2 separate regions of the Homo sapiens genome follow, and region 1 is linked to region 2. Evidence: read pairs that join two places in POLR2A ChIA-PET (ENCODE). Cell type or tissue: endothelial cell of umbilical vein. All regions are shown on one strand. Each heading gives the region's core, and the rest is flanking DNA. Links, peaks and the distances in the headings are about the cores only.

Region 1 (16,010 bases), core at 8,811-11,310, 87 kb after region 2:
TATTTGGAATTAACTGTTTGAGCCTCAATTTTAGATAATAGAAGCCTCTCAGGAGACTTGCAAAAAACAGTTTAAGAGTGGGATAGGATAGACCGCACAAAGACATAATACTGAGTTTTCCGTAAGTTGCTAATGAGAAACGTTATCAACTTTATGTATTAATAATGTTTCTTTATGCTTCTTTATACTTACAGCAATCTGTATTTTAGAATCCCACATTACTCCAAAATAGTCATTCTCATTCATTAGAGGGTTTGAGAAGACTGAACTAATCATTGCATCCATCTCTTAGTTCGTAATCCTTCTTTTATGTTTAGTTTTCTTTGATTCTGAAGAAACCACCTTGGCCTTTGTTTTGACGGGCATCGTTCCTTGTCTCTGCGCGCGGCGTCCCTTTAAAACCCTCCACTGTACTGTGCTGCTCATGGCAAGTCAACAGAGGGAAGGAAGAGCTCAACAAACAACGTTTGTTTTCTTTTGTTTTGTTTTGTTTTGTTTTGTTTGATACAGATAAACTGCCCTACATAAAACAGAACCTCACTTATGGGAATAGATCACAGTATTTTATAACTGTGGAGAAACACAGTTCTCTGAGAAGAATGAAAACTTGTAACATGAACATCACGTACAGCACCAAAATGTGAATTTTTTTCTAAATCTCATTTTTTAAAATTTAGAAAAACGAGAGAGGAAAAGATTTATCAACTGTTCATTAAGAAGAATGTTAAATAATAGATGCTGTTCTTCCAAAGTGGGGAGAAAAATCTGACTTAACTTTGACAGATTTCAAGTTCTAGATTTTTGAAGGTACAGTTGTCAAAAAGGACTTACAAAAGTGGGCTGTGGTATAATTGAGTTTCTTAGATAAAATAAAAAATTCTTGGATATCTTTTCCTGATATGAGTACTCTGAAAATTGGAGAATGGTTTAGCAAATCTTGCTCTTTTGTTTTATGTATTTTTAAAAGGAAGCACTTTATTCTTAATCCTCTAGTTTCATAAGAAGTTAAAGAAGGAAGTGCCTATAATAACCTGATGACTGCAGTTCTCCATCCCACTTGAACTCTTCTTCATGTTGTCTTCTTAAGATCTCTCCTATCTTACATGAACTCAGCGTTCTGTAGGGTTTTGTTTGACTTTCTGATAGATCAACATTCACCTCTCCGGAAGCTGTGTTTTAAACTTGTGTAGAACATCAGGGCTGGGAATTGCTTAGTTGGCTGATAAAATTGCTCATTCTTAGCCAGACCGGTCACTTATATCCAGTTGTCATTTTTGGTTTTCTCCTATGAGATTATGAGAAAACCATACATTCTTGAAATACTAGGATGCATCACTTGCTTTTCAATGTCTTTTAAGAAATCGTTTGCTGACAATTGTCTATGAAGAATATCATCTGAAAGATGATGCTGCTTACTGCACTTTTTCATGTAGGCTTAACTGCAGGGAAAGAGTGTTTTGATATTCGGTCGAATTACTATCTCATCAAAGCTGGCTTTATGCTTAGAGAGTAGTTCAAAAACAACTTTGTGCTTTTAAGTAATCAAGCCCTTGCCACCTCTGCTGTCTAACACAGTTTTGTTCTCTCTGTTACAGAGAGCAAATTTCTCACATTTGTCTTGCTTAACTAACTTGAGCCTTTGCTGTTAATGATATACTTCTTCAGCCTCCTTCTTTCCTTTCCTTGCTTTCTTTATTGTGTCCTCTGTGACGATATCTTGTTGACCTGGATTTGCTTCTGATGGAAAGAACATTTAATAAGCAAACAGCCCTTTCTTAATAAATAGGCTCTCCCTGGGTTAAGTAATTAATCCACTTCACCTAGTCTTCCATCATTTTCTAGGACAGTCTCCGTAAGAAGGATGACAGGATTGAAGAGCTGGAAGAAGCACTAAGAGAAAGTGTACAGATAACTGCAGAGCGGGAAATGGTGCTAGCACAAGAGGAATCAGCCAGGACCAATGCTGAAAAACAGGTCTGCTATTTTATACAGTTCCAAGCAATGCTGCTGGTTAACCAAAAGGTAACACACAACCAGTATAGTTTAGGTAAACTATACATATTGTATGTTTATAGGGTTTCAAAAACACTTCATAGAGGAGAAGTCCCAAGGAGTTCCTTCATAGCGGTATTAGATACAAGGATGTGGTTTCTTTTGTGTCAAGTATAGAAAGAAAGACCAACTTTATTAGCAAAGCTGAGAGAGAATTGATGAACATTTTGCAGAATGAGTGCCTTTCAGTGCCCTGTTCCTAGATAAATGCCTTGTCTACTCTTTCTTAAATAAGAATTGAAATAAAGTTGTATGAGAATTGACTCATGTTAACACAGAAGTCCCTGCATTAATAACTTAGGTCTGATCCCATATATATTTATGTAGCATGTGCTAATGTATTGGACGAGATGAAATGGAGCTTGTCTGTCTGCTACAAGACTGGGCACAACCCTGGCTTTTAAACGGAAAGAAAAAACATGAACGTTTCTCTTTTTTTTCTTTTATTATTATTAATTTTTTTGAGACAAAATCTTGCTCTTGTCCCCCAGGCTGGAGTGCGATGGTGTGATCTCAGCTCACTGCAACCTCTGCCTCCCGGGTTCAAGTGATTCTCCTGCCTCAACCTCCCGAGTAGCTGGGATTACAGGTGCCTGCCAGCACGCCCAGCTAATTTTTGTATTTTTAGTAAAGTTGGGGTTTCACCATGTTGGCCAGGCTGGTCTCGAACTCCTGACCTCAGGTGATCCACCTGCCCCGGCTTCCCAAAGTGCTGGGATTACAGGCGTGAGCCACTGTGCCCGGCCAAAAAAAAAAAGATACAAACATTTCTGACTGAAAAACGTTAATTTCAAATAGCTAATATTTTATTCATTTCATACCCTGCCTCATTGAAGAGAAGAGTTAAGGTTGTAACAAGTTAAGGTTAACAGTGAGTATGAAGGACATAGAAACCATGCACTTGAGTCCCAGATAAGCAGCCTCGGAGGGACTTGCTGAAGAGTTCTGCTGTGGCAGTTTGTGATGCTTGTTTTACATATATCCTGCATCTTTTAAGATCTCCAGACTCTTGCTTTTGACTTTTCATTAGGAAGAATAACTACAGATGGGAAAAGTGAATGGAAGAAATAGTTTTAACAAGTGAAGGTTATAATCCCAGCTCCCATTATGAGAATGTGATTTAAGATTTCAAACCTAGGCCGAGCGCGGTGGTTCACGCCTGTAATCCCAGCACTTTGGGAGGCCGAGGCGGGCGGATCACTTGAGGTCAGGAGATCGAGACCATCCTGGCTAACACGGTGAAACCCCGTCTCTACTAAAAATACAAAAAATTAGCTGGGCGTGGTGGCGGGCGCCTGTAGTCCCAGCTACTCGGGAGGCTGAGGCAGGAGAATGGCGTGAACCTGGGAGGCGGAGCTTGCAGTGAGCCGAGATCGCACCACTGCACTCCAGCCTGGGCGACAGAGCGAGACTCTGTCTCAAACAAAAAAAAAAAGATTTCAAATCTATCTGACACAGAGGTTCATAACACTTAATTTTGCAGTAGTTGTTTCCTTTCCATTTCTTTGTGGGAGAAATATAAATGTTAAACAGGAAAAAAATACTCAATGAGAGGGTGGCAGGAATCTTTCTAGGAACCCCTTGGTCAGACCAAGGTGTTATTTTGAGTTAAGGTAGCTATAGTAAAGAAGGGTATGTTTCCAAGGCAGACATAGTATGTGCCCCAGGGAGTCCCTTCATAGCTGTGTGAGATAGAAAGATATGGTTTCTTTTGTGTCAAGTATAGAAAAAAAGACCAACCTCATTGGCAAAGCTGAGAGAGAATGAACTTTTTGCAGAATGAGTGCCTTTCAGTGCCCTGTTCCTAGATAAATACCTTGTCTACTCTTTCTTCAAATACATTCCTAATGCACAGTCACATAGAGCTTGGTTAGTGGAGAGCTTCAGAGAAGGGATGGTGACAGCCATTGTGTCACCCAAGGGTGGAGAGTAATTTCCTTTAATCTTGATTTTACCCTTTTTATATTCTCTCCTTTATTTTTCAAAGAAAGATTTTTCTTCTGCTTTGGCCTCATTATTTATTGACAAGTATTAAACATCAGAGATCATGCAGAGATTTTGGCAATTAATAATCATGTCATTATGGGATACAGACTTCTGTTATGTATTTTCCTTTTTGAGGCTATTGTGTGAACTGATTATAATATGCTTTAGGGGTATGTTTTATTTATGGTTAATAGACTTCGCAGTTTTTAGGTTTGCAGAAAAATTGAGCAGAAAGTGCAAAGAGCTTCCATTTACGCCTTTCTCTGCCTCAGTTTCCCCTATTATTAACATGTTGCGCCAGTGTAGTATTTGTTAAAATTAATGAACCAGTTTTAATACATTGTTATTAACTGTGTGGTCCATAGTTGAGGGTTCACTTTTCGTGACGCACAGTCCCGTGAGTTTTGCCAAATGTATAATGACATGCATCTGCCATTACAGTATTATACAGAGTAGTTGCACTGCCCTTAAAGTATCATGCCCCACCGATTTATTCCTTCCCCGTCTCCCCAGTCCGTGATCTTTTTACTGCCTCTGTAGTTTTGCCGTTTTCTTTATTGGTAGTTGGAGTCATATAGTATGTAGCATGTTCAGATTGGCTTCTTTCACTCAGCATCTGCATTTAAGGTTCTTCTTTTTGTGGCTTGATAGCTCATTTCTCTTTATCTCTGAATGATATTCCATTGTATGGATATGCCGCAGTTTGTTCATTCCTTCAGCTGTTGAAGGACGTCTTGGTACCATTCAGTTTTTGGCACTTAGGAACAAAGCTGCTGTAAACATTCACATGCAGACTTTGGTGTGGATATAAGTTTTCAGCTCATTTGGGTAAATAACTGTGAGTGTGATTGCTGGATTCTGTGGTAAGATCATATGGTAGGAGTTTTGGAAAAAGCTGCCAAACAGTCTCCCAAAGTGGCTGTATGTATTTTGCTTTTAATTGTATGCTTTTTTCCTTTTCTGTTTTCTTGTCCACCTTTCTGCTACTCACTGCCTATCTGAAGCTGTTGCGTGAAATATTGCATGAGACCAGTTATTTGAACTTTAAGTGGTTCAAGGTATGAAGAAATTGCTTTTATGTTTATACTTCTGAAGCCTTACAACCTTCATCTACTGTCCTCTCCTCTCCCATTTTTTATTATTATTTTTATCGTTTCCTGTCTTTTTTTTTTTTTTTTTTTTTTTTTTTTTTTGAGATGGAGTCTTGCTCTGTCGCCCGGGCTGGAGTGTAATGGCATGATCTCAGCTCACTGCAACCTCTGCCTCCAGGGTTCAAGCCATTCTCCTGCCTCAGCCTCCCAAGTAGCTGGGGCTACAAGCATGTGCCACCACGCCCAGCTAATTTTTGTATTTTTAGTAGAGACGGGGTTTCACCATGTTGGCCAGGCTGGTCTCGAACTCCTGACCTCAAGTGATCCGCCCGCCTCGGCCTCTGAAAGTGCTGGGATTACAGGTGTAAGTCACCGTGCCTGGCCCATCTTTTCCTGTCTTTTAGCTCTACTATTAATTTTACTTATGTACGTTAATTATATGTACTGAGATAATCTACAAATGTTCTTTTGAAATGCCTTAAATGAGGCTTTTTTGTTTAGGAACATTATCTTTCTCAGATTCAAAAGTTACCTGTTTCTCACTTAAATTTAGCTTCTGGGAAAGAATGACTTTTTCTGATAAAGGTAGGATATCTACATCTCTTAATTCCTCCAAGAGCAAAGTAAAATTGTATGGGAGCCATAGCTCTTATTAAAATAAGATGTAGAACCTTCCAAAGTTCGAGCAAGGAAGAACTCCCATAAGAAAACATCTCTTGATGCCTTTTCTTTATTCTCACGGGATCCCCTTACAGTTTATTTATTCCTAATACATGCTGCCCCACGCTGAGCCCATGCTAGAAATTTAGAGAAGTTGTGTAATGACCTAATGAAGGAAGGTGCCCCCTAACCTGTGTGAGCAAATTGGAAGATGGAAGTGAATGATCCCCACAGGGGAGAACCCAACAGCTCCTTTACTTTTGCTTTGTCCCTTTCCACGTGGGGATTCTATTTCTGGAAGCTTTCTCTGTTTAACTTTTGGTGGGTTTTGTGCTTTATTGAATGTGAGTGTCACTTTTCTTAAACAAGGTCTCCTAAACAAGTCTCAGAATTGCCAGGGGCTAAGGAGCAGTATGCTTAGTTCAGCTATGATGTTATGAAATTTAAATTTTTGAATTTTAACATTTTAAAAGAGTGATTTAAATATCTTCACTGGGCCGGGATACAGTGGCTCATGCCTGTGATCCCAGCACTTTGGGAGGCAGACGCTGGAGGATTGCTTGAAGCCAAGAGTTAGAGACCAACCTGTACGACAATGCGAGGCCTCGTCTCTACAAGAAAATAAAAATTAATTAGCCGGGCATGAGGGGGTATGCCTATATTCCCAGCTACTTGAGGGACTGAGGTGAGAGGATCACCTGAGCCTAGGAGTTTGAGGCTGCAGTGAGCCATGATTGTACCACTGCATCCCAGTCTGGGCAACAGAGTGAGACCCTGTCTTTAAAAATAATAATAATAACAACATATTTGCACATATGAATTTGGTTGTTCTTTTAAAAGCCCCATTTTTAACAGTGATATTCAGTGATAAACAGTAATATTTTTTCAAATTGCCATTTTGACATTATTTGGCTTATAAAGTATAAATTCTTGATGTTCAAGGTTATAGGATTATATCTGTGGTTTGCTAGGTAATGATACATTAATGAGCATTTTTAAGGATTACATATTTTTTTGTTGTTGTTAATGTATAAAGTTCTTCATTGGCTGAAAATCTCCTCTGTCATTTATGCAACAGTTATCACCAGAATACCCAAGTTCATTTTCAGAATGAACAGTTGCCACTACAGAAGCAAAACTGGTAGAGGGGTATGTCTGTAGAAGATAATGTACACTAATAGAACTATAATTGTATTCCTTCGTCTTTCTTATTGCCTTTTTTACTTTTAGCAATTTATTCTTTACTTTTATAAACATAATTCTTTACTGGTCTGAATATTAAGTTATATTTCCCTCATTGTTTATTAAATGGCAGTGTTGCTCTGAAAATAAAATTATACTTTCACTTGTACCTTTTTCCCTGCTAACATTTAAAAAAATCTTGTGCTTTTCCAAATGCCACATTAAGCACTGAAAATGAAAAGGTAATAGATACAGCCTCTGTCTTCAAGAAGCTTGTAGTTTATTGGGAAAGACTGAAGGATGAACTTACAATTATGGTTCTGTTTGACAACTACCATGGTAGAGGTCTTAATACAGAGCTTTAGGAACAGAGGAAGAGGGGCAAGCCTGAAATCCAGATTTGGGAGGTCTGCAGAAGGCTTCCCGGAGGAGATTCTATGTGTGAATTAAAAAATTAGCCAGGTGTGGTGGCGGGTACCTGTAGTCACAGCTACTCGGGAGGCTGAGGCAGGAGAATGGCGTGAATCTGGGAGGCAGAGTTTGCAGTGAGCTGAGATCGTGCCACTGCACTCCAGCCTGGGCGACAGAGCGAGACTCCATATAAAAAAGAAAGAAAGAAAGAACTAGGCAAAGAAATGGAAGATGTTCAACATGTTCCATGTAGAGGGAGCAGAAGTGAAAGCTAGAAGCGTCTAGGAAACCAAGTTGTGGTTAGTAGCTACAGTTGAGTGTAAATAGGAATGGCAAGAACTATGTAAAGAAGAGAAAAAGATGAGAGAGTAAGGGAGATCCTTTGTACAGGTGTGCACAGTCAGATCATGCTGAATGAAGCATGTTCAAGCTTATGTTCAAGGAAGTAGAGAACCTTTGAACAAAGAACAATAGTTATTATTAGTTTACTTGCTCATTTATTCATTCAACAGATCTTTATAACTTATTCAGTGGGTGCTGTTGTAGTCCTGGACAATACATACTGATAAACAAAGTAGCTGTAATTTCATGCCTGAGACCTTACAGTTCAGATAGGGACACAGACACTAACCCAACAGATAACATTTAATTGCTAGTTATGACAAAGGAACAGGTTTTCAGAAATACACAATAATTTCTTGAAAGTTGGAGGGTTAGCAGCTATTTTAGATTAAGTGCTCAGAGAGGGTCCTCTGTGAAAGCGGCTTTGTCCTGGGCCTTGAAGGCTAAGAAGCTTACCATGTGACAAGTGGGACAGAAGCAGCAATCATAATGGTAATAAGGTGGAGAAGAGCTGAACGTGTCTAAGGAAGACTAATATGACTGGCGGGCAAGAACAGTGCAAGCTATGCAGGGCCTTTTATATAAGGCCATTCCATAAGAGGAATGGAAGCCATTAAAGAGTTTTAAAGAGGGCGTGACATCATCTGATTGATGTTTTTAAAAGATCATTCTGGGTGTTGGGTGGAGGATGAATTAGAGGGGGGTAAGATTGAAAGCGGGAGGATCAGATGGACTATTAAAGTAGCCTAGGCTGGATGTCTTCTAACTGAGGTATGCACACACCTGAAAGTGCATGAACACTTTCCCAAAAGGCACATGGGCACAGGCTCTCAGCCTCTAAACATACGTATCCCTGAAATTGATCTGCTCAAAAGGCACCTAAGGTGTGCAGATTCTCCTTTTTCATTTTCCCCTTCACGGTTCTGCACCCCTCACTTGACAACTCTCCTGACTCTTACTATCCTCTATTCCTCAGAGGTGAAAAAACTTTGGAATGTTAACAAAGGGACAATTCAGCATATTGGTGTTAAGATAATGGATGAGTCCGTCAGGTTGTTTTCAACAGAATTGAAATAAAACCTAATTAAGTTGCCAGTTGGTAGATTATGATAAATAATTTTCGATGACACGTTACTATCTGGTTTGGGGTATGTAATTCTGAAGGAATGCAAAGAGTTGAGTTATATTGCTACAACAAAACTCCTTCCATTCCTATCCATTTATATGATGAAGGTTTCTTAGTGCTTACATCTATAGAAGTGAAACATACCGATAGAATTGATGCTGAACCCTTATCTTCCTTTTTTTTTGAGATGGAGTCTCACTTCTTCACCCACACTGGAGTGCAGCGGTGGGATCTTGGCTCACTGCAACCTCCACCTCCCGGGTTCAAGCGATTCTTGGGCCTCAGCCTCCCAAGTAGCTGGGACTAAAGGTGCCCACCACCACGCCTGGCTAATTTTTTTGCATTTTTATTAGAGACGAGGTTTCGTCATGTTGGCCAGGCTGGTCTCAATCCTGACCTCAGGTGACCCACCCGCCTCTGCCTCCCAAAGTGCTGGGATTACAGGCGTGAGCCACTGTGCCCGGTCTGAACCTTTATCTTTCTATTAATAGTAATATTAACAAGGGGTATCTAAACTAATAAAAGTATAAAAGTCCCATTAATCTCATTAAGATAATATGTTTAATAAGATACATTTTAATTAAAATGTATTCATGTTTAATAATAATTTTCTTATAATATTTAATATATCTATTGGTTTTGATTGATACTATATAACTAGTGATTCTAATCATAACTCAGTGCACAAGAATTCTTAAGGGTTATGACCACAGGAAAATATTAAAATATCAAATTTAAATTTATATAAATATTTTTATTGAGAAAAGTACAAGACAGGATCTGTGCAAGCCATCTAGCACAAAGTAAATTACATTAGTATAAAATTCTAAGGAGAAGTAGAATGGAAACAAGGTCAAAGAGAAAAAGGAAAATGTAAATAATAATTTGTCCTTAACGGTTTTTGAATAGATGATGATGGATATCAAGTATGGTATTTGTATTTTATTGGATACTTCCTTTTCTTTAAAAAAGTGATGCTTTTTTAAAAAACAGTCTTTAATACCCAAGAAATTAGATCTTTGCAACTCTTTAAATTTTCGACGTAAAACATTTATATATCAAGTTAAAATCATTCTGTCTCAGTATGTTTGTGAGCAGAAAAAAAGAAGTATAAAAAGATACATTTTAAAAATCATAGTTGTATAAACTCTTTTAGGAGGTATAGAAGCAAAAATGTGTAGAGAGACTTTTGGTCTATGCAAGAGGTTGGGCAGATCAGGCAATAGCTGAAGAGATTCCACAGTGACAGTGGAGATAAAGAGAAATAGATAGATTTAAAACGTCTTTTGGAAATAGAGCTAAAAGGATTTGGTGAATTACATGTATGGATAAAGGATAGAAGAGAAAACAAAGATGGCCATTGGATTTCTGGTTGGCCAACTGGGAGAATAGTGGTATAATTTTTTGAGATGAGAAAGCCTGAGGGAAAAATTTGAGGATAAGAAGCAAGACATGGTATTAAAGAAATGTTAGCTACATTATCGTCAGTTTTAGAATTGTTATCAGATATTTTTATTATTGATTTAGAGATGAGTTCTCGATATGTTGTTCAGGCTGGACTGTAGTAGCTATTTACAGGCATGATTATAGCACACTATGGCCTCGAACTCCTGGGCTCAAGCTACCTTTCCACATAGCTGGCACTGTATGCGTGCACAATTTATATTTTTAGCCAAGTTTTCTCTTCTGAGATCCAAAGTTATGAAATAGACAACAACCCATTTCATATCTTTACACCAATATTTCCTTGATATCTCAACCAGAAACTAAGTTCAATCTTTTGATTCTCACCTTCCAACCAGTTTTTCCCCCAGGCTTGCTCATCTCATCTGAGAGGACTTCTTTGTAATCTTACAAAGCTGAAAGTAGGCTTACTGAATGTGAGGGAAGTCGAGTCTGAGAGAGGCAGAAGTGATAGGTTAGGTACAGAAATTTTTACACTGTGGCTTTCCAGTTCAAAAGGTCGTTCCAGAACCTTAGGGAAGCTGTATTCCATAATGGCGAAGAAGGTGGACTCTGGAGTTAGAAACCTTGGTTGGAATTAGGCTCCCATCACTTAGAAATTATGACCTTGGGCAAGTTACTTGTGGGTCAGTTCCCCGAGCTGTAAAAGAAATAGTTACTACATCTGCCACATTAAAGAGATGGTATCTGTATAAAGCACCTTTAACAGATTCTGACACGTGGTAAAGCCATAGTAAACATCTACCACTATTGGTACTTCTGTTGTCACCACCACTGCCCTCTGTGGTTCCAAGGGGAGGCACTGCTCTCACTGGTTGGCTGAAGGCCCCAGAGAAATGTCGTATTTATAGACCCTGTCTGGTTGATTCAGCACCAGCAGTGACAAACTTACTGTTAAATTCTAATTTACATATGTCAAGTGTTAATACTGTGACTCAAGGAAATTCTTGTCCTCTCCCCAATCTGGTCTCATATTCTAGAAGTTGTAGATTTGCATCAACTGAGAATAACACAGTCACCTAATATGTTGATCAGATGGACATTATTCTTATCACCAGATTATTTATTCTCTGAGAGTCTGTCTTAGATCAATACAGGTTCTTAATCTGTACATTATTTCCTATTTTACATCCATGGTCTTCTCATAAAAAGAGTTTGAGTAGGCCGGGCGCTGTGGCTTATACCTGTAATCCCAGCACTTTGGGAGGCTGAGGCAGGTGGATGACGAGGTCAAGAGTTCAAGACCAGCCTGGCCAAGATGGTGAAGCCCCATCTCTACTAAAAATACAAAAATTAGCTGGGCGCAGTGCTAGGTGCCCATAATCCCAGCTACTTGGGAGGCTGAAGCAGGAGAATTGCTTGAACCCGGGCAGCAGAGGTTGCAGTGAGCTGAGATCATGCCACTGCACTCTAGCCTCAGTGATAGAGTGAGACTCCGTCTAAAAAAAAAAAAAAAAAAAAAAAAAACCTTGAGTAGCTTTAGTAAACTGCTAGAAATATATGCTATAAAATCCAGTTCTAATGCTGTCTTTCAGTTTTACTAAGCCAGATGTTCTATAGTTTCCAGAAGGAAGGGAGGGAGGGGAAAAATACTTTCTTAGCATTATTTGAAACTAAGCATTGGTTTTAGAACGTTATCCTTAGATGTTATTCCTAGAAGCAGGAAGATACGGAAATTTTAAAACCGTAAAAATATTTTAAGGGTTTAGTCTTTGTAATCTTAAATTGGAATTTGAAACATTTGTTTAAATTTATGACTTTTTTCTCTTAAACAGTCACACATGCATTTCCTATGTACTGCAAATACCTAGAAAACAAATCATCTTCTTAGTAGCAATGCTCACTCGTAGTGGTCAGATACGGTTTCTAAATACTATTCAATATTAGAAGGACTTGAAATCTAAACAAAAGTTACTTTTTTGGCATAAAGTGAATATTATAAGTATACATTTTTCTTCACAAGTGCTTATTGGCTTCTGAAACCTCTGTAGTCTTTATAGCAGCACTGTCAAATAGAACTTGCTAAAACAGTGGTAATGTTTTATGTCTGTTCTACCAAGATGGTAGCCTCTAGCCACGTTTCTGTTGAACACTTAAAATTTGGCTAGAGCACCTGAAAAACTGATATTTTGCTTTTATTTAATTTTAAGTAAATTTTAATGGCCATATCTGCCTAGTGGCTACTATATTGGACAGTTCAACTCTATAGTATGTTGGACAGATGGGTGGGTGGATGGATGGATGGATGGTCGGTCAGTCAGATGGACAGACAGATAGATACATGGATATCTATCTATCTACATATACATAGTTAGTAGATACTAGTTAGTTTTTCCTCCTAAGCCTGACAGAGTTGTGACACTAGGATATTCAAATACAAGCATTTTCTGATATAGTTGGTCATTTTTTAAATTTTTGTTTTTGGAAAAACATTTGTGACATAAAACCATGTTTGTCAAAAGTAATTTTTCCTTTAAGAAATAATGGTGGAAGACTAGATCACTTTCAAGGGATATTATAATTGCATGTGAGTGTTTTCTTCCACATTCGTGTGGTAGCATCATGTAGATGCTTAAAGTTATGACGTGAGTGATGGAATTAGTGGAGGAAAAAGGAGTGGAATAGTTACAGAAATGAGAGTCATCTACATTAGATGTCCATAGTGAGAACATGCCACCCCAGCATTGTTAAAAGTTTATGTATCATCCATTCATTTCGCTGTTCATTCATTGTTTATCTAGATCCTCCTATGTGCTAGAAACTGAGAATACTTTACTGAACCAAATGAGTATGGTCCTTTTCCTCATGGAGCTTATATGTTAGTAGGGGAGATTGATCACAGAAATAAACATATACTTTAAAATTTGATCCATGCAAATAAAAAAAGTATAGTATTTTATAAAAGTGTGTAACAGGGGACCTTATTTAGAGTGAATGGTCAGGGAAAGCATCTCGTCTATTTTATTTTATTTTATTTTATTTATTTATTTATTTATTTATTTATTGAGACAGAGTCTTGCTCTGTTGCCCAGGCTGGAGTGCAGTGGTGCGGTCTTGGCTTGCTGCAACCTCCATCTCCCAGGTTCAAGCAATTCTTCTGCTTCAGCCTCCCAGGTAGCTGGGATTACAGGCATGCATCACCACACCCGGCTAATGTTTGTATTTTTAGTAGAGATGGGATTCCAGCATGTTTTTCAGGCTGGTCTCGAACTTCTGAACTTGTGATCCGCACACCTTGACCTCCCAAGGTGCTAGGATTACAGGCATGAGCCACCGTGCCTAGCTGGAGGGCATCTCTTAACACATTGATACTTAAATTGAGAAATGAAAATGAAAAGTAAGTAGGAATTAGTGAAATTAAGAATGGCAGGTAGTTTACTTCAGCAGGAACCACGTGTGTGGAGACCCTAATGATGGAAATAGTTTGGCATAGTTCGGAAATCAAAAGAAAACCAGAGTTCGTGGAGTGTACTAAGTCAAAGTGAGCCGGTAGCTCTATGGATAGTAGGTGAGTGATTGAATAAATGAGTGAATGAATGGATGGTGTGGCATGAAACTGGAGAGGTAGGCAGAAACCAGAATATATAGGATAGTCATGTTAATGATTTTAGGTTTTATCTCAACCACAGTGGTTATCTTTTAAGTAATTTTAAGCAGAAGAGCGGTAAGACTTATTTCCTGTTTTAAAAAGAGTATTCCAGGCTGGGCACAGTGGCTCATACCTGTAATGCCAGCACTTTGGGAGGCTGAGGCAGGTCGATCACCTGAGGTCAGGAGTTTGAGACCAGCCTGGCCAACATGGTGAAACCTTGTCTCTACTAAAAATACCAAATTTAGCTGGGCGTGGTGGTGCACGCCTGTAGTCCCAGCTACTCAGGAGGCTGAGGCAGGAGAATCACTTGAGCCCAGGAGGCAGAGGTTGCAGTGAGTCCAGATTGCGCCATCTCAAAAATAGAGTATTCCAGCAATTATATGAAGAATAAATAGGAGAGTAAGGGTAGAAAGGGCTGAGGACATGTTAGGAAAACATATAATCCAAGGACATGTAGGGTGATGGCAAAGGAGATGGAGAGGTCTATTTGGAGATAAACTCAGCAAGATTTGCTGGTCAATTGCATGTTGATGATGAGGGAGAGGAGAGGGAAGTGGCAAGGTTGATTTCTACGCTTCTTATCACGAGGATCTTTAAGTGGATGGTTGTCTTATTCCATTTAGTGTTGCTATAAAGGAATTACCTAAGGCTGGGTAATTTATAAAGAAAAGGAGTTTATTTGGCCATGGTTCTACAAACTGTACAAGGAGCATGATGCCCGCATCTGCTTCTGGTGAGGGTCTCAGGCTTCCACTTGTGTCAGAAGGCAGAGTACCTTTTATTCTTAATACAAACTACAATTCTTGTAGATTTACTGACACTTACTGATTACCTACTGTCTGCCAGTCACTCTGGTACATTCTTTCTTTATAATATTATTCAGTTGTTAAACAACAGATTCTCAGATATATGTAATGTTTTCTAGGTCGAAAACAAGTGCCAGTTCTTGTTGGGTCCTTTTTCAGAAGAGTAAAGAAGGGCTTACATGTCTTAAACTACATGTTCCTTCTGAGTGAAGCAATCTCTTCAACCTTACCTTATTCCCTTGTCTGGAAAAATCCTACTTCTTCCATAAAACCTTTTCTGACCTTCCAAGTCTGAGTTACATGTCTCTCTCATGTTTTTGTTTTTCTTTTTCTTTTTCTTTTTTTTTTTTTGAGATGGAGTCTCTCTCTGTTGCCCAGGCTGGAGTGCAGTGGCGTGATCTCGGCTCACTGCAACCTCCGCCTCCCAGGTTCAAGCAATTATCCCTGCCTCAGCCTCCCAAGTAGCTGGGATTACAGGCGCCCGCCACCATGCCCAGCTAATTTTTTGTTATTTTTAGTAGAGACGGGGTTTCGCTATGTTGACCAGGCTGGTCTCGAACTCCTGACCTCAGGTGATCTGCCCACCTCAGCCTCCCAAATGCTGGGATTACTGGCGTGAGCCACTGTGCCCAGCCTCTCATGTTTTTCAACTGCACTTGTACTTAGTCCTGTTTTTTTTTTTTAATAACACTGCATTATTATTACGTATTTACTACCTATTGCTTTAAGAGACTGTCTCCATTTTGTCTCCTAGAATGAAAGCTCCTTGAGGGCAGGAGCTGTGTCTTATTTACTGTTGTATCCTCAGCGTCTACCATTGCACCTGGTACACAATGGCATTCAATGAATATTTACTAAGTAATTAAATTATGAGCGAATAAATGAAATTTTGTCCTGACTTAATGTTTGCAGCATCACTGTACTTACTAAACAATTTAGGATTTAATGGTAATTTTATCATATTTTTATACTTATCTAAACAGTGTTTTGAAATGTTTTCTTTGTTGCAATTGCGTTTCCACTGGATTTGATAAACTACTTTTTCATCTGAACAGAAGAACTTAAAGGTGTCAGAATTGTAGATTTAAAGAATTAGAATAGATATTTATGTGAAAGTTATTTACATTTTTGTGCTTGATTTTAAAGAATGGTAGCCAGAGTGGAAAAATACAATTTAGAAATCATTATTATCCCTGACCTGTCCTTCAGTGGCAAAACAGAGGGCTTATATGTCTCAAAAAGTGAATGTGCAAAATTGTAGGCCCACTGTTGTTGACCTCTTAGCTAGTGGGAACTAG
Region 2 (16,010 bases), core at 5,768-8,267:
TGATTGATCAGTGGAACAGTCAGAACACATGCAACATTTCTTAAGTTCACCATCTCATACGGGCAGAGTTCATGGCACCCCAGATAAATTACAATAGTATCATCAGAGATCACTGATCACGGATCACTGTAACTGATACAATAATAGTGAAAAAGAAATGTTGCAGGAATTACCAAAATGTGACAGAGACACCAAGTTAGAAAGCTCTTGGAAAGTAGTGCCGATAGACTTGCTCGACGCAGGGTTCCCACAAACCTTCAGTTAGTAAAAAACCCGTATCTGTGAAGAGCAATAAAGCAAAGCGTAAGAAATCCAGGTATACCCGTATATGGAGTACTGAATTTTTGAGTGGCAAAATTCTCTTTACTGGTTATGAGTTGACCTAAGTGTTGATCCGTATGAGATTTCAATAGTAGTGTCTGATTAAATCAAGGGAAGACTAATGCTTTCCATCTCGGATGAACTCAGTTCTTACAATAGGCTTTGGTCTCTTACTGGGCAATTCAGTGGTTCACCCATACGATTATCTCTTTGTTAACAAGTGAAAATGTAAGCTTCAGCATATTCACATACCCTATTCTAAACTTACCAAATCTCTTTCTTAGCTTTTTTGTTCTGCCTGTCGAGTTCTTCTTGACTCTAGAGAGGTACCTTAAAGAGCTTGTACTAAATTTATTAATGTAAGAAACTACCTGACAATTGGATCCAGGATTGTTTTGTAATTCCGTTATTGGCAGGAGTTTTTGTGAATCCCTGAATATAGTTTATGGAAGTCCAAACTTATATTTTATTCATTTATTGATTAATGTTTACTATGATCTGAGATGTACTGTATAGGAAGGTACAAAACAGCTGGAGGGGCAGGATCCATGTCTACTTGAGACATGTATAAAACAAAGATTACATATGGTTTCATACACTAATCAGTGCTATAATGATTGATAGATAGAGGAATGGAGATATGTGATCAATATATAGATACATGGAAGAATGGAGGAGTGTGTATTTATACATAATATATACATGTATATGTATCATTACTGGGGTACAGACAATGATCAGGTTTTTCTCTTGGGGGTGAGGGCAACAGACTGTTCCTAGAGGAGATAATGTTTATCTTGCATTTTGAAAACCACGTAGAAAAATCAGGTAGTTCTAGTATCAGCTCAAGAGGAGATGGTGATTATATTCTCCTGCTTCATTTCTCTCCATAGAACTTATCTCTGCCCTACACTATGTTGATTCATTCATTTGTTCAGTCACTCATTCCCTCCCTCCATCATTCATTTGTCTACCTTACTAGAATGTAAGCTCCATGAAGGCAGGGATTTGGTCTGTTTTCATTACTCTGTTTCCTCAGCAACTGGAAAAGTGCCTGATCTATGGTGGGAATTTGAACTCCTGTGTATATAGTGAATGAATAAACTTTGTGAGTAGTTGGTTTATTTATAATTTTCCTTTAGCTTATTAAGGATAGCTCCTTAGAATTTCCTCATAGTTTGCTTGATTTTTTAATTATACTTGAATAATAATTTTTATTGTACTTGAGTCTCCTTGTACTTGAGTGATAACATGCCGCTTGCTGTACTTGAGTGATAACATGCTATTTCCACAGTGTTATCTCATAGTATGTTGAGTCCCCATCATCTTACCTGAACTGATACAAACTCTAATGGTTTTCCATGTCTATATGCGAGTCCTCTTAAGTTTTCATTGAAAGATCAGATCCTTGCATGCTGACACTGCCAACACTGGTACTGTTATTTATTTAAAGTACAGAACTGGCCAGACCACTTCTGTGCTTAAAAATCTCTAAGGGCTTCCATCTCTCTATAATAAAATCTGTGCTCCTTAGGTTGGCACACAAACTGTTTTATAGCTTGGCTTCAGCTGTATAATGATGCATTTTCTTACCATCTCATGGTAGAATAAAAATGAGTCTATTCATTTTTCTTTTTTTTTTTTTTTTTTTTTTTTTGAGACGGAGTCTCGCTCTGTCGCCCAGGCTGGAGTGCAGTGGCGGGATCTCGGCTCACTGCAGGCTCCGCCTCCCGGGTTCACGCCATTCTCCTGCCTCAGCCTCCCAAGTAGCTGGGACTACAGGCGCCCGCCACTACGCCCGGCTAATTTTTTGTATTTTTAGTAGAGACGGGGTTTCACCGTTTTAGCTGGGATGGTCTTGATCTCCTGACCTCGTGATCTGCCCGCCTCGGCCTCCCAAAGTGCTGGGATTACAGGCGTGAGCCACCGCGCCCGGCCTCATTTTTCTTCATATCCATAGTGTCTGGCATGTAATACAGAATTCAACAAACGTTTTTTGAGTAAATGAATGCATGTAAGTGTATATGAATGAATGGCCACAAAAATGTTTGCTGCTTAGATAAAAGATGATATAAGTAAATGAATGCATATAAGTATGTATGAATGAATGGCTAAGAAAATGTTTGCTGCTTAGATAAAAGATGGTGTAAAACTAACCTAACACTAGCCTTTAAGAACACAGTCTTTTCTTTATATAGCTGATTTGTCTTTTTCACTGTTTAGCTGCTCTATCCTCTGTCCTCCCTTTATTCTTTGTGAAGAAATCCCTCTTGGCATTTACAATGTCATTTTAGAAGTAATCCTAGTCCTCATGGCTTTCCTCTCTACATGGCCATCTCTATACTGGATCTTTTCTGCTAGCTACTTTTCTTATTTTGTTAGGGATGTGTGTGTGTGTGTGTGTGTGTGTGTGTGCGCGCACGCGTGTGCGCGCGCGCATACACATGTGTACTTTTTTTTGTTTTGCCTACAAGTTCCTACAAATTTAATTTGCCTACAAATTTAAGGTTTTGCATGTAATTCTGAAACTCTTAGGATTAAATGATTTCTACAGAATGCACACACACAGACAACCCTGAGCTATCTGTTTTCAAATTGAAATGATTTTGATTGTGCTATTGTTTTTTTATACATGTCCTCTCTTTTCCCTTAAATATTTATGTACATTTAGATTGAAAATCTTCAAGAGCAGCTTAGAGACAAGGAAAAGCAGATGAGCAGCTTGAAAGAACGGGTCAAATCCTTGCAGGCTGACACCACCAACACTGACACTGCCTTGACAACTTTGGAGGAGGCCCTTGCAGAGAAAGTGAGTGGCTGGCCCCAACTCTCCACACACGTTTTCTGCTTTCTCATTAATCTAAGACTGGATATAGAATACAAAAGAAATCCCTGTGGGCACAAGGGAAAAGAGCTGCTGTGTGCTATTGCTGACATACGTAGTGTGAAGGGAAACATTTTTTTTAGATGGAGTCTCACTCTGTGCCCAGGCTGGAGTGCAGTGGCGTGATCTTGTCTCACTAAATTCCACCTCCCAGGTTCAAGCGATTCTCCTGCCTCAGCCTCCCGAGTAGCTGAGATTACAAGCATGAGCCACCATGCCCAAGTAATTTTTTGTATTTTTTGTAGAGACGGGGTTTTGCCATGTTGGCCAGACTGGTTTTGAACTCCTGACCTCAAGTGATCCACCCACCTCGGCCTCCCAAAGTGTTGGGATTACAGGCATGAGCCCCTGCACCTGGCCAAATTGCTCTGATTTTCAAACTTCTTGAGTATCTGTTGACAGAAAGTTTTGATGATTTCTCTTTTCTTTACCTTCCTTTATATTTTAAGCTCAATATATCAAAATCTTTCCCATTCCCCCCTTTTTTGGTGTGTGAGTTGTGAGTTGTTTCCATTGCCTTGTGGGCAACATGTGAATAATATATAGAGAAGAAATATTTGTTAGTTATTGTCCTTAGGGTGTATATATAAGCTTTTAGTTACCTGGAAATTGAATAAATGGAAATATTGCAAAAGAATACTTTAGTGATATCAAATACTAGTTGAGATTATAAGAAAAGAAACCTTGGGATTCAAATGAATAAACCTACATCCTTGTTATGGCAAGATGAATAAGAAGGATGAATTATTTAAAAAATGTATTCTGGCCAGGCACAATGACTCACACCTGTAGTCTTAGCACTTTGGGAGGCCGAGGCGGGTGGATCATCTGAGGTCAGGAGTTCAAGACCAGCCTGACCAACGTGGAGAAACCCTGTCTCTACTAAAAATACAAAATTAGCCAGGCGTGGTGGCATGCTACTTGGGAGGCTGAGGCAGGAGAATCGCTTGAACCCGAGAGGCAGAGGTTATGGTGAGCCGAGATCACGCCATTACACTCGAGCCTAGGCAACAAGAGCGAAACTCTGTCTCAAAAAAAAAAAAAAAGTGGATTCTTTAAAAACTTACCATTGTCTTTTGAATATAGAAGTTTGAAATTCTGCTAAAAGCAGAATTACAGTCATATAAGTGCAAAAGGGAATTTCTTCACATGTTGATATATTCTCTCATCAGGAGCGGACAATTGAACGCTTAAAGGAGCAGAGGGACAGAGATGAGCGAGAGAAGCAAGAGGAAATTGATAACTACAAAAAAGATCTTAAAGACTTGAAGGAAAAAGTCAGCCTGTTGCAAGGCGACCTTTCAGAGAAAGAGGTTAAGCTCCCCAAAATGGAATTAGTTTGTTTGCTTAATCATTGCATGTGTCTGTATGTTGGTGTTTACATAATGCATATAAAAAAGTATTCGATGGAAAATTTTCTTAATATTCTTTTAGCAGGCTTTTGTTGAATACCTTAAGGAATATTTCAGAAAGCTTTGCAGAGACATAGCGGATTGGTTCATTCATTTTCTAAGTATTACTCACTTTGTTTTATGTTGGTTTTTTACTTACTAATATTTTTATAGACCTAAAGTAACTGAAGCTCAGATACATTTGGAGAAATAGTGTGCTAAAGATAAGAAAGTTGACAGATAAAAGGAATATGCAAAAGGAGGAAATTTTATGTATAGCAACTATCAAAGAACACAACAGCTATTAAATTAGGTGACTTAATATACTTTGGTCTTGTTTTTGGAGAATCCTGTTAATATGACCTAAATAGCAAAGATGCCTCATGCTATGTAATCAGATGATGATAATGCATGAGCTTTAGCATCTTTCTGTGGATTTTCTTTCTAATATCTTTAGGCAATGTTATGGAAGTTTAAATTCCTAATAGAATTTTTCTTTTAATAGGGAAAAATGTGATTTTTTTTTTTTCTTTTAAGAGACTGTGTCTCACTCTGTTGCCCAGGCTGGAGTGCAGTGGCATTATCATAGCTCACTGCAGTCTTGAACTCCTGGGCCCAAGGGATCTTCCTATTTCAGTCTTCCATGTAGCTAGGACTATACGTGTGCACTACCATGCCCAGCTAAGTTAAAAAAATTTTTTTTTGTGAAGACAGGGTCTTGCTATGTTGCCCAGGCTGGTCTTGAACTCCTGGCCTCAAGTGATCCCCCTGTCTCAGCCTCCCAAAATGCTGGGTTTACAGGTATCTGGCCGAAAAATGTTTTCTGTTTAAGTTAACGTAGCTACTGAGGTTTGACTACTTACATTCACAAAGCTTGATCTACTTTGGTTTATTTTGTATTGACAGAACTCTTTACATCACTGTTCAATGGGTATTTCTTGAGAATCCATCTTATTTGTTAAGAGTTGAAAGCTAGAGCTAATATTGTTTTATATTTCATGAATGAGTTTCCTTGTAATGGGAGTATGTCAGCATTTGGTAATAGAAAGGAAATTACAGCTACCATGATAAATTTAAAAATTTAAACCTCTATTTTTTTTAAAATTATTTATTCTAGATGTGTGTTCCTTCTTTTAGGCTTCACTTTTGGATCTGAAAGAGCATGCTTCTTCTCTGGCATCCTCAGGACTGAAAAAGGACTCACGGCTTAAGACACTAGAGATTGCTTTGGAGCAGAAGAAGGAGGAGTGTCTGAAAATGGAATCACAATTGAAAAAGGTTAAAGAAAAAATTTCACATTTTTTTGCTTTGCCTTAAATAAGAACATAGTAGATAACCTTAGCATGTTTATATGGAATAATTTACCAATGGAATAATAATCCGCCAAACTTTAAAATACCATGTATATCTGAATTAATTATCTTAGCATTCTTATCCTACTTTATTTTATTCAAGATAATCCCCAAATCTTTAAAAATTGACAGTTCAGAGAAAGATTAAAATATGCAACTCTCTTGTGGGTAAAATATGAGACCAGAGTGTAAAAATCTCTGTTACCTGATATTTTTCTCCCATTAGAATCAGACTTCTGCCAGGTGTGGTAACTCATGCCTGTAATTCCAGCTCCTTGGGAGGTTGAGGTGGGAGGATTACTTGATCAGGAGTTGGACACCAGCCTGTGCCACAGAGTGAGACCCCATCTCTTAAAAAAAGAAAAAACGGTGGCTCATGCCTGTAATCCCAGCACTTTGGGAGGCCGAGGCGGGCAGATGACGAGGTCAGGAGTTCGAGACCAGCTTGACCAACATGGCGAAACCCCATCTCTACTAAAAACACAAAAAAATTAGCCAGGCTTGGTGGCGCAGGCCTGTAATCCTAGCTACTCAGGAGGCTGAGGCAGGAGAATCACTTGAACCCAGGAGGCAGAGGTTGCATTGAGCCAAGATCGTGCCACTGCACTCCAGCCTGGGCGACAGAGCAAGACTCCATCTCACAAAAAAAAAAAAAAAGAAAAAAAAAAGAATAAGTGGGAGCATATTTTCTAATTTAACATATGTAGTAAGGTCTGAGACTCAGAATAATTGTTAAATATCCTGTTTCAGATTTTATCTCATTTTGGAGAATGTTAATTTCCTAGCTTTTTTTTTAAAGACAGGGCACATATTGTCAGAAAGTTTTTTTTATTTGTTATATTTTTAATTTCTCTTAGCAACTTATTGGGCCTAGAATTTTATTATCTTCACCTTCTACATTAGGGTCTATTTTTTGGTTTATAGCTTATGTGTAGATTTACATGAAGGACTATTTGGCGTATTTTCTTCTTGGAAACTATTACTGTATTATTAGTGTTCTAATTTACATTTTTTCAAAAGCCTGTGCTTATCATTGAAATTTTAAAAGTAGATTTCTTCTCTGTTTTGTTTGGAGTAGGAAATGACTGGTCTTGAGGTAATGATAATTGGAGTCATTTTTGACCTATTTATAGCTTAAGAATGTATATCCTGTATCTGAATATTGGCATTCCATGTCTTCAGCATGAGATAATATCCTCAGAATTTATTGAGGAAAGGATTGAAACTCAACTTTTGAGATATCAGATTTTTTTGTCTTTTTTTCTTTGTTTTTTAGAGACAGGGTCTTGCTCTGTCGTCCAGGCTGGAGTGCAGTGGCGTAATCATAGTTTACTGTGACTTCAAACTTCTAGGTATAAGTGATCTTCCTGCCTCATCCTCTTGAAGAGCTGGGACTACAGACCCATGCCACAACACCTGGCTAAGTTAATTTTGAGACAGAGTCTCACTCTGTCGCCCAGGTTGGAGTGCAGTGGCACAACCTCGGCTCACTGCAACCTCCGCCTCCCGGTCTCAGGTGATTCTCCTGCCTCAGCCTCCAGAGTAGCTGGGTTTATAGGCGCATGCCGCTGTGCCCGGCTAATTTTTGTATTTTTAGTAGAGATGGGGTTTCACTATTTTGACCAGGCTGGTCTCAAACTCCTGACCTCATGATCCACCCGCCTCAGCCTCCCAAAGTGCTGGGATTACAGGCATGAGCCACCACACCTGGCCTTTTGTTTTTTTTTAAATAGAGGGGTCTTGCCATGTTGCCTAGGCTGGTCTCAAACCCCTGCCTCAAGAGATCCTTCTGCCATGGCCTCCCAAACTGCTGGGAGCAAGGCCACTATGCTCAGCCTTGAGTTATCAGAATTTTAAAAATGCTTAATGCTTTTTTTTTTCCCTTGTAGAGTGAAATATTTATTTCTATACTCTGATTTTTTTATTGAAGGTTTTTTTTTCACCATTTTTTTAAACCGTTAATTTTGTTTCCCTTGATTATCTTACTCTTAAAACCATTTTCTGTACTTTTCTTTCTTTCTTTTCTCCCTGATGCTTCTTACTGTCTTTGGCATCCTGGAATAGTGTGGAGCCACTCATCCAAGCCAGTGAGTGACCTAGCCAAGTGTTGCCAGAAAGTCCCAGTTGATAGTTTCTTTTCTGACTTTTGTGTGAATGACATTTTTATCACCCTATAGATAAATGAATATACTTAACCTTCTCACCTCTCCCTTCCCGAAATAGGAACTCTAGGTTGTTTTTTTTTTTTTTTAATTTATATTGAGGTGACTACAAAATAGAAAGGCTTCTCTAAGACCAAAATTTTTCCTGAGACTTTGGAAACTGTTTGCATTTCTGCTGCTTTTACCTTGTTTTGTTCCTAGTGAGTTAATTCATTCAGGACTGCTTCTCTTTGCTTTTATTTCCACCATGTTGTGGCTTTTAGCCACACCAGTTTAGGGTACAGTTTCGCTAACACATTAAAATATGTTTCTGCCAATAGAGTCTTTTGTAAAGGCCATGCTTAGTAACTGAATTTTGACAACTGATGAAACCTGAAACAAAAGAAATTGGTAGAGGACTTAATCTCGAAAGTACCTCTATTGCTTCCACAAAGCATTTAACAAAATTTACATAAATGTTTCTCTTTTGCTCAAAGTACTTTGAATCAGAGCTTTCCTAAGTATGTGTGTTTTCCCCTTTAATATTTTTTGAAACCATTTTAAGGGACTAAATATGTTTTGTTGCTTATTGAATAAGGAAAAAAACGTGTGTTAGTCTTTACTCTCTCATTAAATAGGTTATGTGGTGAAAATGTTGATTTCTATGGGAATATGATTATCTGCATGGTTTTGTAATCTTACGTGTTTTACTATGACATGTATGAAATACAAAGGAACAAAATCTTTGCCTCCAGTGTATGAGTACTGAGGTTTTAATAATGTTAAAGGTAGGTGTTTTTCAGTAGAACAAGGCCTGTGGATGGAGAGCTTAACCTTTAACTCAGTATTTTAAGGAGGATTATTCACTGTTACGTCAGCCTCTCTTGTCCAAAGGTGATATTTTATACAAATACTGTTATTTCACTAAAGTTTGCAGCTTTTGCTTCTGAATGTTCTTGACCTTTTCACATTCTAAAAGCAAGGTGTATGGAGTATCTGCATTTTTAAAGCATAGGTTAACGTATAGTTAGAACTTAATGGGTAAGAAAGGGGAGAAGAAAATGAAGGCATGAAATTAAACACCTTCATCCAGAAAATACCTTTCATATTGATACCATGATAAGTGACTATGGACAGAAGAAATGCTTACATCTTGAATTAAATGTCATATTCCACAATTTAGAAATCCATTTTATCTTCATTTATTTTTTTGTGACAGAGTCTCACTCTGTTGCCCAGGCTGGAGTGCAGTGGCACAATCTCGACTCACTGCAGCCTCTACCTCCCAGGTTCAAGCAATTCTTGTGCCACAGCCTCCCAAGTAGCTGGGATTACAGGTGTGCACCACCACCCCTGGCTAATTTTTGTACTCTTAGTGGAGATGGGGTTTTGCCATGTTGGCCAGGCTGGTCTTAAACTCCTTGCCTCAGGTGATCCACCCACCTCGGCCTCCCAAAGTGATGGGGTGACAGGCGTGAGCCAGTCACTGCACCTGGCTTAGAAATCCCTTTTAAAGGGATGTTTATAACACTGATTTGAAAAATATGCCTTTTTTTGAGTTTGTATTATAATTTATAAAGTTGTAAAGGTCTTTAAGGGGTTTAAAATTCTTGGAATTTTATTTTAAAGTACAAATTAACTCAGCAAGAATTTAGATGTAAACTACTCTGATACAGAATTTGTTGTCATAAGGGAAGGGAAGGTTTATAGTATCTTTGATTTTTTTTTTCCTAGCTTGATTTATTTTGTCTTTAAAGATTGTCATTTAGTATTCTTTTATTATCTTTATCATTATTATTTTATTTTTTTTTGTAGAGGCGAGGTCCCATTGTGTTTCCCTGGCAGGTCTTGAACTCCTGGGCTCAAGGAATTCTCCCAGCTTAGCCTCCCAAAGTGCTGGGATTAGAGACGTGAACCACTGCACCTGGCCTCATTTGATATTCTTAATAATATTCCAGCTACATTTAATCTTGCACTTATATTTAATTACTGATTAATTTCTCTTCTTCCCAATCATTTTTCTTTTCCTACCGTTTAGGCCTATGGGCTGTTTTAAATCAAATGGAAACTAGCACACTGCTTTTGCATATTCATTTTTTCTACAAATAATTGAGTTTTTACTCTGTCAGTTACCACACTGTGCACTGAGGATATATAGTGGTGGACAAGACAGACCTGTCCCTTGACTTATATAATTTATAGCCTCTATTAAGAAGATAGACACTTAAAAAGGTAATTGTAGTAAATCACATGGTGTGAGGGAAGCTTATATCAAGGAGAACTAACTTAGGTCAAGGTCATGGAGAACCTCCTAACAAAAGCGACACTTTCTAAGCTGAGACCTCAAAGTAAGGACTCACCAGCGTGTATGAAGGCCCAGAATGCTGATATGCAGTAGTTATATTTATATTTGTGGAGTTATAATAAATAATTTATAATAAATTATTAGAAATCAGAATTATCTCAGTGACGTTAAATGCCAGCTGGCCTTCACTTTTGTTTACACAATCATCTTTTGTGCCCCTACATCAAGCTGCCTCCTATTGCCTATTTCGTCACCTTCTTTCTTCGTAGATACTAAGAATTTTCTCAGTTACTTCTGCTTTTGTTTGCATCTTCAATCTCTTCGCCTTTGTTGTCCCCTCTCTTTATGTGTAATATGATCAGCTTTCTATTGAAATATCTCCTGATCTTGGTACTCCTTATGGTCTTCTTCCCTCTCTCCTTTTCTATTAGATATATTTATAGCCTTCTCCTGCCCATGAAGGATTGACTGCTACAGGAATTTCCCTCCTACAATTAACAACTCAAAAACTGGGAAACCACGTGAAACAACTGATTTTAGACATTGGACAACATTCAGTGCAGAACAGTGCTCTCATCTTACCTTCCAAACTTATATGATTTTTGTTTCTTAAAATATACTTCATATGTGTATCAAGGTTAAGGGTTAGGGAAGCCTATATTTAAGACATAAAAGATTTTTTTCTACACATGTGAAGCCTTAAACAAATGAACTTGGGAAAGGACTTATCTTAAAAGTATAGCTGTTACTTTCACCAAGCGTTTAATACAATTATATAAACATTTCTCATTTACTCAAGGTACTTTGCTTCAGAGCTTTCTGAAATATTTCCTAAGAATATATATTTTCTCCTTTAATATTTTTTCAAACCATTTTAAGGGACTAAATATATTCTGTTGTCTATTGAATAAGAAAAAATAAAACGTCTAAGCTTTTGTCTTCTCATTAAACACATTATACATACATGGCTTTAGAGATTCCAGAAGACAGCTAGGGACTTGAAAATTAGTTTTTAATTATTGAAACTGTTTTGTATTCCAAAATGCATTAACAATATTAGTTGACTTTTGTAGGATCCTGAATAAAAATTTTTTTCTCAGATCTTAGTGTGGTTCTTTCAAAAAAATTTTTCTTAAACAATTTTTTTTTCCAATAGAGATGGGGCCTTGCTGTGTTGCCCAGGCTGGTCTTCAACTTATGGCTGCAAGCAGTCCCCCTGCTTGGGCCTCCTATAGTGCTGGGATTACAGGCTCAAGCCACTGAGCCCATCCTTAAGTGTGGTTCTCGATTTCTGAATTCATTTGTTTGTCCCATATTATTTTGTAAATTCTCTAATCCTTGCATGAGGGAGGTACCTGTGTGATGGTAGCAGCTGTTTTCTTAACCTGACTCACATTTTTATGGCATCACACTCCCAGTATCTGTTTGATTCTAGATGCCCAAGGCCATGTGAGTCACACGTGTTAGGTAAAGCAGCATATAGGAAATGGAAATGGAAGTTAGGGTCTAGTGGGAGTTAGGTCTCTGCACTGGTCCGGCTATACGATCAGCAGTGAGTCCCTGGTGTTGCCTTTTGATATTCTCTTGGAGAGATCAATAACAACAGTTCAATGACTGTTAGTTTGTCTCACTAAACTCTGAAGCATCTTTTGCCTTATGATGGTGTTTGATTTAATAATATTCAGAGATGTGTTATTTAAAACAACTAATCTACTTGGAACCTAAGATAATTCTCCATTTATTACTAATATTTGTCTATATAATACTTAAGCAGATAAAAACCTTATAAATTACAAACTAACTGGTAGATATTTGATAATTCTGTACTTAAATTGGAATATAAATCATTGTTTGGGACATGGTTTGCCCATTGCCACCTGTGTGTATCTGATAGGATTGAAATGCTTTTCTTTGTAGGCACATGAGGCAGCATTGGAAGCCAGAGCCAGTCCAGAGATGAGTGACCGAATACAGCACTTGGAGAGAGAGATCACCAGGTACAAAGATGAATCTAGCAAGGCCCAGGCAGAAGTTGATCGACTCTTAGAAATCTTGAAGGAGGTGGAAAATGAGAAGAATGACAAAGATAAGAAGATAGCTGAGTTGGAAAGGTAAGAAAGTGAAGCTGATTGGGGCTTATGAGGTTAAAGTATGGTTTTAAAAGTATGCTTTTGGGGACATACTTTTTCAGTGTATCTAACTCTGAATTTAGGTTCTCGAATTCTTGCTATTACTGTATTAGCTGCCTTTTTTCTAGGTCAGTTGTACGTTCTTTGTTGAGGTGTCTGAAAGGCAACATAGAATGGGAATAAATTGGGAAGCTATGGGCTGTAACATAATTGATTGGCAAAAAAGAGAGTATTCATTAATTTAAAATTAAAGTTTTTTTTACTGGCAAATCAAGAGAGGACAAATGTCTACTTTTTAATTTCTCTATATAATGATCAAATGATCCTCAAGCAAAGGAGTTAATCTTTTATCACTAGTTTAGACCTTTGTTGTTGAGCTAATGCTCTGTTGGGCTATAAATTTTTAGACTTTTCACAGTTTTTATTGTTGAAAAGCACGCTGTTACTTCAGTGCATTAGATCAAAATTAGGAGGAGAGACACTTTGAGGACAATTTAGGAGCCACGGATATGTTTTTTTATGAAGCTGTCTCTGACTTGGAATTCTTCAAAATATTCTGTGTTTGAACAGATCTAGGCAGACAGGTCTCCTATAATTTTTTTGGTGTGTTTTCTTATTATTTTATGCTAAAGGTCAAGCATGTGCCTCTTGACCTCTTCTTTTACACCACATATTTAACATAAATGTAAAACTGTGCAGAAACAACTCTGCCGGTAGAACTTTGTTAATTACCTGTATTCTGAACAGCCAGAAAGACTGACAGTGACAGAAAGGGGTCACTAATCTACTTGGCCTTTTGAGGACTGATCCTTAAGAATAATTTTTTTTTTTTTATGATCTTGAAGGCTGAGAAGTATTAGAGTACTTCCATAAATTTTTTACTAAGTTTTAAAGTTTTGGGGTTAGTGGTAGACTTGATACTGTCCTCTGAAGGTATTATTTTTTCCTATTCTATAGTCATAGAATTTTAATTTTCAAGAAACCAAAACTATAAAGTCTAACCTTCACAGTTCTCCTTCACTGTACTGAAAGTGTAAATAACACGGGCTGATTACCTGCTCACTTATTTCCTCTTATTTTGGTATTAACTCTACTCATTTTGTTCAGTTCTGAATAAGATATATGGATAAAATTCTTTAAGTCAGAATTTTAAAATTACCATAGCCTCAAGATTAGATTATGTACATTTTTTATGTCTTCATTTTTGCACTGCACCCTTCCCCACAACACACACATGTACACATGTGTATATACCCCCTCACCCATTACGTGCTTACGTGAATACATGCCTCTCTTTGCTTTTGGAAAGGCTTGAAATCTGCAACAGTACTGCATAGATACAAAAATGCGGTGCTTTTGATTGATTAGTGACTTCCCACTAAATATATTTCAGAAAAGAAATTCCTTGAATAAGTTTTATTTTATGGTTTGATTTCTTATTAGAAATCTACATTTGAAATTATTGCTTGCTATTTCAGGCAGCTTGCTTGAAAATGTTTTTGACTCATTTTTGTCACCAATATTGATTTTGGGAGATGGATGTGAACTGAAGGAGAGTAAGAAATAGGACTAAGTCTGTACTTGATATCCAAAGCACACCAAATAGCAGCTTTTATTAGCCACTGTATTTCTCACATTTTGAGAAAGAGTTGTAAATGATCTACTCTTTCCACAGAATGTAACTCTTATAAAAGTTGGAAAAAGCACTGTAGAGTTCTGTCCTCTGGCCCTATTGCATTATAATTTCGTTTTAGGATTCAGCACAGTTTCTTGGCTACTGGAAAAAAAAAAAAAAGGAACAGCTTTCATAACTCAGCTTTTGCTACCAGGTTTGTAGTTTGCTACTTGGTAACATAGTTTAAGATGCTGAATAAACAGTAGAATCATGGAATTTGTGAAAGTGATCGAGCATGGCATTTTATGGAAGAGGAAACTGAGGCCCAGAGAAGTCATTGCTGAAGTGACGTGGTGGTTGAGCCAGAGCTAGTAGAATGTGGTTTGTAAATTCCAGATCAATTTTCTTTCTGTTCTGCCAAGGCTAGTTATGTTCCTTTTGGACTTCCTGGCAACTGTTATTTGAAGACTCCTTACCCTTAGGTGATTTATTCTTTTACCCCATTTGGACCCAATGTCTTAAGTAGAAGTGGTTATATTTAGTATTATGACTTGCTTACAAACTAAGGTAGATTTTAGTTTCACTTATGCCCTTGAATGCCATTTTTATAAACTGAGCTCTGCTTATTTTAGGAGATAATCAGTGCATTCTTTGTCAAAGACAGTTGGGATTATGTTATACCTCTTGTTCCCAGATTTAGTACTCGTTTGCATATGTGTGGCTGCTGTGTTTCTTACTAATCATTTGCTTCCTATGTTGCCATTCCACTATTTCCTATGCCTGTGTCTGTCTCCCTATAGTTTATCATTTGAGATTCTTCATTTTTCTTTTTGTCTTACCATGGTCCTGTTCCATTGGGGTTTTTGGCGTCTGTGTGTTTATATGTATATGCTCCTTCTGCCCCTTGGCCATGGCTGTTTCTCAGAAAGCCAGTCTCGTGCAAATTGTACCCTTCATGCCAGGTTTCTGTCCCTGTACCATCAGGGGGTTTTGTTTGGGACTTCCTGGGAAAGTGAGCATTAAGTAAGGTTACAGTCTTATACTAGAGTGAATTGCTACTGCTGCTTTTGCTACTGCTGGGGCTTGTTTGGAATTTTGCTTGATCAGAGTTAAAGAACAGCTGATTATATGTCAAGTTGAACTGTACCTCTTTAGGTACCCTACTTTTTGATATAATCAGTCTGTGTTCGTTCTGGTAAACTTCTGATATTGCTAGTTGTGATTGCTTTAGTCTTTGTTTTACTCTTTAAATAGTTCCTCAACTAATGTAACTGTAGTGCCACACTGTAGATTCAGCATGTAGAATTAATTTCTTAAGGGTGTTCAGCAACCCACTAAGTGCAAAAATGAAAGGAGACTGTTACAATAATTGAACTCAAGAAAATCCTTAGTATTCTTTGCATTTTATAGTGCTTCTTATAAAAGGATCTCCAATATTAAATGGTTCAGATTGTATTATGAAGGATTCCCAGGCCTGTTCTTTGTGATCTAAAGAAATAAATAAATAGGTCCTTCCCATGTTGGCTGTTACAGAAAATAAGAGTTCTTGTCAGAAGATGATTTAGTGTTGTCCTACTCTCTTGACCCACTGCAATTTTAAAAAGAAGATTGGATAAGCCCATTAATACATCTATAAATATAAAATATTTTCCCCAATTAAATCTTAAGAAGTAGTACTTCTAAATTCATGTTCCATACTGTGGTGCATATTAGTTGGAATTCAGTGAGAAGCAGAATTAGTAGGATACACACACACACACACACACACACATAGAGATAGATAAATACATATATACACACATATATAAACACACACAAGCATACATATATTATGAGATTTATACGTATATTTATATATATTAATATATGCCT

The links. Peaks named below come from ENCODE experiments on the same cell type or tissue, not always from the same donor. Only the 100,000 strongest peaks of a DNase experiment are listed, where the experiment ranks them.
Region 1: POLR2A ChIA-PET joins it to region 2 with 5 read pairs; 2 of 35 experiments call an interaction of 5 or more read pairs at or near these places.

Annotation. Positions count from the first base shown.
Region 1 is chr12:1,261,192-1,277,201 of GRCh38, forward strand. It overlaps ERC1 (ELKS/RAB6-interacting/CAST family member 1), which reads left to right. Exons shown (of 19, transcript NM_178040.4): 14 at 1,843-1,974. Among named protein-coding and RNA genes, the nearest start is that of LINC00942, 230 kb to the right of the region's middle. RefSeq lists a silencer at 7,879-8,079. In endothelial cell of umbilical vein, for the core only: no CTCF peak of the experiment used is centred there; no DNase peak of the experiment used is centred there.
Region 2 is chr12:1,177,548-1,193,557 of GRCh38, forward strand. It overlaps ERC1 (ELKS/RAB6-interacting/CAST family member 1), which reads left to right. Exons shown (of 19, transcript NM_178040.4): 9 at 2,993-3,130; 10 at 4,378-4,518; 11 at 5,734-5,874; 12 at 12,312-12,505. Among named protein-coding and RNA genes, the nearest start is that of ERC1, 190 kb to the left of the region's middle. In endothelial cell of umbilical vein, for the core only: no CTCF peak of the experiment used is centred there; a DNase peak (open chromatin) is centred at 7,044; H3K27ac peaks cover 2,232 bases.